3 separate regions of the Homo sapiens genome follow, and regions 2 and 3 are each linked to region 1. Evidence: chromatin contacts called from ENCODE Hi-C or POLR2A ChIA-PET data. All regions are on one chromosome and are shown on one strand. The core of a region is the stretch at or near the end of the contact, and the rest is flanking DNA. Distances in the headings are between cores, read along the strand shown. Region 1 holds the start of LINC03015 (long intergenic non-protein coding RNA 3015). Region 2 holds the start of ZFAND2A-DT (ZFAND2A divergent transcript). Region 3 holds the start of INTS1 (integrator complex subunit 1).

The links. A loop is a pair of places that touch in the nucleus more often than their neighbours do. ChIA-PET counts read pairs that join two places held with the same protein, here RNA polymerase II (POLR2A). Pooled maps may share reads with other maps.
Region 2: a loop to region 1 is called in a map of naive thymus-derived CD4-positive, alpha-beta T cell, with 14 times the contacts of the local background. The contact joins the promoter of ZFAND2A-DT here to the promoter of LINC03015 in region 1. A Hi-C loop is called at or near these places in 1 of 168 maps with a recorded cell type or tissue (naive thymus-derived CD4-positive, alpha-beta T cell), 2 of 37 single-sample maps with no recorded cell type and 8 of 50 pooled maps.
Region 3: a loop to region 1 is called in a pooled map, with 28 times the contacts of the local background. The contact joins the promoter of INTS1 here to the promoter of LINC03015 in region 1. A Hi-C loop is called at or near these places in 1 of 37 single-sample maps with no recorded cell type and 6 of 50 pooled maps. POLR2A ChIA-PET finds 5 or more read pairs at or near these places in 1 of 52 experiments (OCI-LY7).

Annotation. Positions count from the first base shown.
Region 1 is chr7:148,022-150,721 of GRCh38, forward strand. It overlaps LINC03015 (long intergenic non-protein coding RNA 3015), which reads right to left and starts at 1,417. Exons shown (of 3, transcript NR_134325.1): 1 at 1,308-1,417; 2 at 511-597. LINC03014 (long intergenic non-protein coding RNA 3014) reads left to right here and starts at 1,697. Exons shown (of 2, transcript NR_108065.1): 1 at 1,697-2,111. RefSeq lists an enhancer at 1,148-1,442.
Region 2 is chr7:1,159,020-1,161,719 of GRCh38, forward strand. ZFAND2A-DT (ZFAND2A divergent transcript) reads left to right here and starts at 1,355. Exons shown (of 3, transcript NR_110069.1): 1 at 1,355-1,604. It overlaps ZFAND2A (zinc finger AN1-type containing 2A), which reads right to left and starts at 1,177. Exons shown (of 5, transcript NM_182491.4): 1 at 945-1,177. RefSeq lists enhancers at 279-793, 794-1,306, 1,307-1,820, 1,821-2,333 and silencers at 1,116-1,655, 1,666-1,715.
Region 3 is chr7:1,503,125-1,505,824 of GRCh38, forward strand. INTS1 (integrator complex subunit 1) reads right to left here and starts at 1,265. Exons shown (of 48, transcript NM_001080453.3): 1 at 1,199-1,265; 2 at 779-877; 3 at 1-67. The coding sequence starts at 836. RefSeq lists a silencer at 911-1,470 and enhancers at 2,357-2,700, 2,579-2,700.

The sequences.
Region 1 (2,700 bases), core at 167-2,666:
AAATGCCTCATCAGGTAGCCAAATGTACATGAAGCTTTGATTGACTTCCCAGGAGTATGGGTTTGACAAACTAAACATTGTTTATAAACTATTTTAACAATCTGTAAGTCACCACACCAACATATTTAATTTGGATCATTTTATCTTTTCCAGGATGAGTCATGGAATGCATAACTTTTAATAACAAAAGCTTTAAGGACTCACGAAGGACAAGGCAGCCATCTTGGTTCTCCATGAGTCCATGCTTAACATCGGACTTATGTCCTCTTGGGTGCCAGTTGTTTCTCCAAATTGGGCACATAGCATGGATAACTGATGGGTTATCACAGGTAATTTGACTTAGACCATGGAGTTCATTCAAATTGTATATCTAAACAATTTCAGTATAGGCTGATTAAGTATGCAAACCTGGTGAAGCATTTCCTCGGTATTCAATTAATTTTTATTCTATTTGGGTTAGCAGTTTTATAAGCCAGTCAGTCTTTTCATTAAAGTTTCAGCAATTCTTACCCAGTCCAAATGATGTGATTTTGAAGTTACTAGAAACCTGTATTCCACAGTGCTTTTCAGGGTCCTCCCCATCCGTTCACGAACCTCCTAAAAGACACCATGTTCTAGGATTTTTGTGTGCTTGTGAAGTTTTCAGAAACTACATCAGCATGAAGCAATTAACTGCGGAAATGACTTTAAATACTCAAAAAGACACAATTGACAAAGAAATTTGGTTATAACAACAACATAACCATAATTATGATCGGTAGCATATACTCAGAAAAATTAGAATTTTAGAAATCCCATACAACTTTGGAACATATATTAATATCATTCACTAAAATATAACCTGAAGAAGGTTAAATTTTTTTTTTGACACTATTCTGTATCGAAAAGTCCAAAATGTTTCTTAAAAAGTAACTAAAAAAACACTGGAGTAATTAAAGGACACTTCCTGTGCAGGGGATGGAAAAATCTCAACAAAAAAGGAGCGCAGAAGAGCCTGGCTAGGCGGGAGAACACGGTCAGGCCCGCAGGAGACGCCGCGGCACCTGCCAGAAAGAGAGCCGCAGGCCAAGACCAGGAGACGCGAGAGAGGTGGGCAGGGCTGCCCGAGAGACCCAGGCGGCCATTGCCCGCCCTGCGTCTGCGCCTGCGCCGGAGCCTCCTCCACACTGCGCCAGCGCCGAGTCCGGCCGCCTCCTCATTGCGCCGGCGCCGGGGCTTCCTCCACACCGCGCCTGCGCCGATGACAACCCGCCTCTACAGGACGCCTGCGCAACGCCATAGTCACCTCATCAGCTCCGTGCACTTACGAGTCTCTCTCTGATCGACCACGTGTTCCTGTCGGCTCACAGAGGCCGCCTCAGGGTCCTCCCCCATTGTCTTCCTCGCACCCTCCACTGTTCCCGGCCCTTCACTCTGCGCTTGCGCAGGAGTCGCTCGCTCCTCTCTGCGCCTGCGCAGAGGCCACCTCCTCCCCGCCCGTCCGCTCCCTTGGCGTCGTCTTGGGCCGCGCCCCGACCCCTTCTGTTTACGCATGCGCAGGAGCCGCCCTGCGCGGGTGGGGGGCTGAGCCCCTGTGGCTTCAGGTTTAAAGGCGCGAGCGCCACCCACGCAGGCACAAGGGCTCCTAGTCGTTTTATTTTTAGCGTAAGGTTTTCCTCTTTAACAAGGAAGTAAAAAAAAAAGTTGTGCAATAAATATTAATCGTCCTTATATGTACTCGGGAACGTTCGTCCTTTAGGTTTTCTCCTGGCGCATGGGCGCCGCCAATCATTTCGGGGCTTATTTTGGTTCTAAAGCCCGGGGCAGCCAGGCCTCCCTGCCTGGCCTCGGCGGGGACGCGGGACCTGGGGCCCCGGACCGGGCCTAACCGCCCTGGCCGGTCCCCACTGATGGTGGCGGTCGGTCCTGATCGTCCTGATGGCAGCGACCAGGCTGGACTCGGGCTGTGCAGGGGCGAGGGGAGCAGGGCGGGGTGACGCCCGGAGAGCGGCCTGGAGAGCGCGTGCTTCAGAAGGCGTGGGCACCCTGTCCCCTTTGCAGATGGGGATGCAGGCCCTGGTGGCGGTGGAGGGGAGATGGGGGCAGGGACGTTGCCGGGCAGAGGAAGCTGGGTGAGTGTGCACTTGGTCCCCTTTGCTCCTCCCTGGGACTTTGGGCTCTATAGGGCAGCCTCCGAGGCCCACGTGCACACTCGGTGAACCACAGTCCAGACACAGGCAGGGCGGCAGGCCAGGGAAGGAGAGGCCAGGTGTTGGTGCATGGAGAGGCCAGGTGTTGGCCTGGGGGTGCTAAGTGAACCCCCAAGGTCGCGGAGACAGTAGGGCAACAGCAAAACGAGCTCTGCCGTCCAGGGCGAGGGCCCGGAGTCCTCCCCAGGGGTGGGCTGCAGAGAAGCCCCTGTCCAGGCCCTGCTCACCTGCAAAGTGCTCCCGAGCTCCTGTGCCCCCAGCAGCAATCCCAGCCCCGCTGACACCCAAGCTTGTCACCCGCTGGGTTTCTTGAGGTCTGAGGACCGTGGCTGAGGGTGCATGGGCGCTGGGATGGAGGGGGATGTCCTGTCCCAGTCTGTGCTTATTAATTGTTAAAGAGGGCAAGGCTGCTTTTATTCAAGGTGGGGGGGCTGCTAAAGCGAGATGTTGGGTTAGGGGAGGCAGATCCGGCTCAACTCCAGATAGAAAAAGTGGGAATTGACAGCCCAGG
Region 2 (2,700 bases), core at 105-2,604, 1.0 Mb after region 1:
CACTCTCGCCCATGGCAAACGTCTAGTTATCCCCTCCCGCCTCAGTTTAAAGCCATTCCCACCCTCCCCAGTTCCCTCTATGTTACACGCCCGCTACTTAAGGTGCCCATTAGTCCTTTCCCAGCCCTCCTTCGCCCACAGCTTCCAACTACAGATCCGCTGCTTTACTATTAGCTCCCGGTGCCCGACACACAGCAGGCGTTCCGAAATTGTTTTGTTCAAGGAATTCACAAGAGTTTGATGTGAATCCCCAAATGATTTTGTTCTGGACGCACAGCACCCGTCCTAGGAAACCAACACCCTACCCTGGCGGGCCGGGCCCGCAGCAAGAAAACACACATCTACGTGGCTGTCACTCGGCTGGCGGGTTAACGACCCCGTGCGACCCGGTACTACGGCCCCGATGGCAGGCCCGGCCCCCAGCAGACAGCCGGACTCCCAGCAGACAGGCCGGACCCCCAGCAGCCAGACCCCGGCAGGCCCGGTCCCCAGCAGACAGCCGGACCCCCAACAGCCAGACCCCGGCAGGCCCGGTCCCCAGCAGACAGGCCGGACCCCCAACAGCCAGACCCCGGCAGGCCCGGTCCCCAGCAGACAGGCCGGACCCCCAGCAGCCAGACCCCGGCAGGCCCGGTCCCCAGCAGACAGGCCGGACCCCCAGCAGCCAGACCCCGGCAGGCCCGGTCCCCAGCAGACAGCCGGACCCCCAACAGCCAGACCCCGGCAGGCCCGGTCCCCAGCAGACAGGCCGGACCCCCAGCAGCCAGACCCCGGCAGGCCCGGTCCCCAGCAGACAGGCCGGACCCCCAGCAGCCTGACCTCCAGCAAGCAGCCGGACTTTCAGCAGCCGCACTCCTAGCAGACAGGCCGAACCCCCGAGCAACCTGACCTCAAGGCAGGCCCGACCCCCGGCAGACCCTGTCTGCGCAATCCCGGCCCCGTACCTGGCTCTCGTCGGGGACCCAGGCAGCTGAGGTGAGCAGCAGATGGAAGAGACGTAAACTCAGGTGTCCTCCTCCGTAGTCGGCTCCGGGTAGCTAAGCAGAAAGAACCTCGACACTGGCACCGAGACGCCGTCGGAGGCACACCCACACCCACACCGGAACGCAACATCTCGCTGCCCGCGGCCTACGGGGATTTATCCGCAGCCCCCGGATCTGAGAGCCGTCTGGGCCTTGGGGTTTCCGGGCGCGCCCCGACAACGTCACCCGCAGACCGGCCAATCCCGCCAGGCCGCGGCCCAGTGGCGCCGGCGCACACCGAAGACGACACCAGCCATCCGGCCAATCCCGCCCCGCCGCGCCCCGCAGGCCCGCCCACTCCTCGCTTCTCCACTTCCCTTCTCGAAGTGTCCGGTCGCTTCTCGCAGGCGGCGCGCTTGCTGGGTCACAGTGAGGCGGCTCCGCGCAGGCGCAGCCGGGCGGGCGAGGAGCGGGGAAGCTGACTCAGGGCTGCGGCCGGGGTCCTGCGGGGTAGGAGCGCGAGGCCGGCCTGAGGGAGGAGGCCTAGCGACCCATCCGGCGCCTCCCGCCCCGGGCACCCGCCCGCGGCCGCGCATCCTGCGGGCCCCAGGAGGCCTCCATCTCAAAACAACGTGTTTTTAGGTAATTTCAAACTTAGGGAAAAGCTTCAAGAATAATACCGAAAATGTCAGTGTCCCCAGCACCTAGATCCCCCAGTTAAATCCTTTTCCATTTCACCGCGCTGCCCCCCGCCCCCTGGACGGTTATGTGGCCGCGTGGGGTTGGCTCTGCCCAGGGCCGCGGTCACTGCACAGAACGCCCTGCACGTAAGGGGCTCCGCCTGGGTAAGACCCCGCCCAGCTGGGCAGGAGGAGGGCGTGGGCCCAGGACATGGAGACCAGCCTGGGCAACATAGCGAGACCCCATCTCTGCAGAAATAAAATATTAGCCGGACGGTGCACGGTGGCTCAGGCCTGTAATCCCGGCACTTTGGGAGGCCGAGGTGGGAGGATGGCCTGAGGTTAGTGTCTCACATGTCTGTGTGAAGAGACCACCAAACAGGCTTTGTGTGAGCAACAAGGCTGTTTATTTCACCCGGGTGCAGCCCGGCTGAGTCGGAAAAGAGAGTCAGCAAAGGGCGATGGGATTATCATTAGTTCTTACAGGTTTTGGGATAGACGGTGGAGTTAGGAGCAATGTTTTGCAGGCAGGTGGTGGATCTCATAAGGTACATTCTCAAGGGTGGGGAGAATTACAAAGAACCTTCTTAAGGGTAGAGGAGATTACAAAGTACATTGATCAGTTAGGATGGGGCAGAAACAAATTACAAGGGTGGAATGTCATCAGTTAAGGCTGTTTTCACTTCTTTTGTGGATCTTCAGTTGCTTCAGGCCATCTGGATGTATACATGCAGGTCACTGGGGATATGATGGCTTAGCTTGGGCTCAGAGGCCTGACAGGAGTTCAAGACCAGCCTGGTGAACATGACGAAACCCTGTCTCTACAAAAATAAGAAATGAACGCAGCATGGTGGCATGCACCTGCAGTCCCAGCCTCTTGGGAGGTGGAGGCATAAGTCAGCTGTGAATGCGCCCTGCACTAGAGCCTGGGCAGCAGAGCAGACCCTTCCTCAAACCCAAAAAGCGTCGTGCCAACCAGACCAGATGGTCGCCTAATCAATAGAGACCATGCCCAATCAGGTAAGGACAGACACAACCAGGCATGCTTTTTCTTGTTT
Region 3 (2,700 bases), core at 15-2,514, 1.4 Mb after region 1:
GCCGTTTTCGATTCATTGGCCTGACCCTTTGAGCCCAGAGCAATGAAGTCTCCTGGGGGAGGGTGCCCTGCAGAGAAAGGAGAGAGAAAACCGGGCACATTTGCAACACCCAAGATGGAAAAAGACTGACTCTAACCTCCTGTTATGTCAGAGGGGATTAAACAAGGGTCAGAGGAGGCAAGGAAGAAGCCAGAGCTCACTCAGCAGCCTACAGCAGAGCTGGGACCAGCAGGATACGCACAGGTGATGGTGGACAGTCACGTAGCGCTAACCACAAACCAGGCCATCTCTGGTCTATCCAAATTAGTGTGCTTAGTAACCCCCGCCCCGAGTTTCCGCAATAGGTGCTATTACTCTAACTTTACAAGAGAGAAAGGGACACAGAGAGGTTAAGCGACGTGCCCAGCGTCACACAGCAGGCGAGTGGCAAAGTCCGGAGGATCTGAGCCGACAGTTCAGCCGCAGACCCCGTGCTACGCTACACTGTGCTGCCTCCCGCCTCCTGGCTGGGGAGACCTTCCGCTACTGTCGGCCGCCTTGCAGCTCAGCCTGAAACGAGATCACCGGGGTCCCGAAGGAAGTCGCCACTGTCCCAAGCCTCCCAGGGACTCTCAGAGCCGCTGAGGACCGAGAGCAGTGTTTCCAGACCGAATTCCTGGAAACAGCCGCGGCTGCGGAACAACCAAGCCCAACGCAGGATCCGCGGCAGCTGAGATCCCCAAAGACCCCCAAAGACCCCCAAAGACCCCCGGGCTGCAGAGCGAGGAGGGAGACGCACCTGAGGGTTTGGCCGCGGCGCTGGGCCGGCGCACCGTGGTGGGCTTGGCCCGGTTCATCCTGCCCCGTCCCTCGCGGCTCCCGGCGGCTGCGGCGTCACCTGCGGAGGAGCCAGCGTGCGGTCATTCCTTCACTCATTCGCTCGTTCGCTCGCTCATTCGCTCCCTTGCCGCACGGGGCTTGGGCCTGGGACCCGGGGACAGTGGTCCCGCGCCCGCCCGGCGGGGCGATGCTGCAGGAGCTGCAGGGACCCCGCCTCCCAGCCGCCCGGGAGCGGCTCAGTCGGGCGGCAGCAGGCGACGCGGACGCCGGGCTGGAGGCGGCAGAACCAGAAGGGACGGCCCAGAGGCCGGGAGCGGTAGCCGGGAGAACCAGGCGCTCGCCCGGCAATGAGGAAGCGCCCAGGCCGCGGCTCACTTACCTCTGGCCCATCGCGACCGGAGCGCCGCCGCCGCCACCCGGCCACCCCGGAATCGGAAACCGATCTCACCGCCCTCGAGGACCCGACTTCCGGAACAACCGGAAGGAAAACAGTGCGGCGGGAAGCGGGCCCAGAAGGAGGCGCGAGAGGCCCGCGGCGCCGGCCTGATGCCTGCAGCGCCCCATGGCGGCGGGAGGCGGGCTGGCCGGCGCCGCGCGCATGTGGTCCGGTCCAGGTGGGTCGGCGGCGCGGGGCAGGCGCTGGCCTCTCCATTCACAGGTGGTGCTGGCGTTGCGAAGGGACGCACTCCAGGACGCACGGCGGGGAGGAGTGGCGTCAGGGATCCGCGGATGAGTCAAGTGGCAGGTTCTGCACGTCCCGGAGAGCGGGGGCGGCCGGGGCGCAGGCACTGGCGAGGGGGCGCAGCCCGGGGGGCTCCCGGGGAGAGACCCTGTCTCAAATAATAATAATAATAATAATAATAGCTTTATTGAGATAGAACTCGTGTTCCACAAAGTTCACCCTTTTCTTTTTTCTTTTTTTTTTTGGCACGGAGTCTCGCTCTGTCGCCCAGGCTGGAATGCAGTGGCGCGACCTCGGCTTATTGCAACCTCCACCTCCCAGGTTCAAGCGATTCTCCTGCCTCAGTCTCCCGAGTAGCTGGGATTACAGGCGCCCGCCACCATGTCTGGCTAATTTTTTTGTGTTTTTAGTAGAGACGGGGTTTCACCATGTTGGCCAGGCTGGTCTCGAACTCCTGACCTCAGGTGGTCCGCCCGCCTTGGCCTCCCAAAGTGCTGGAATTACTGCGCCCGCCCCGCCCCCACGCCTTTTTTTTTTTTTTTTTAATGGAAACACTGATGGGAACAAAACTCAAAAGACACAAAAGATCATACAGTTGCCAGGTGTGATGCTCATGCCTGTAATCTCAGCACTTTGGGAGACCAAGGCAGGAGGATCGGTTGAGTTCGAGACCAGCCTGAGCAACATAGCAAGACCCCCATCTCTACAAAAAAATAAAAATTAGCTGGGCATGGTGGCATGAACCTCTAATCCCAGCCCTTTGGGAGGCCAAAGTGGGAGTCTGAGACCAGCCTGGGCAACATAGTGAGACCCTATCTCTACAAACAAAAATCAAGAATAAATTAGCCAGGCATGGTGGTGCATGCCTACGGTCCCAGCTACTGAGGAGGCTGAGGTAGGAGGATCTCTTCAGCTTGGGAGGTCAAGGCTGCAGTAAGCTATGATGGTGCCACTACGCTGCAGCCGGCCGACAGAGCGAGACCCTGTCTAAAAAAAAATAAAAATAAAAGGTGGGGGAATCATCCAGTCAAAGGGTCGAAGGTCTCCCCTGACCCCTGAGCAGCTGGTCCCCTCCCCTGGAGTCAGCCTGTGTTCTGATTTGTGCCTGTGTTCCCGGCTTTTCCGTGTGCGTTCAGGCAGCCACCCGTGTGCCTCCCTCTGCCTTGTCACCCTGCAGGTAGCGCACGGCTCCTCTTTTC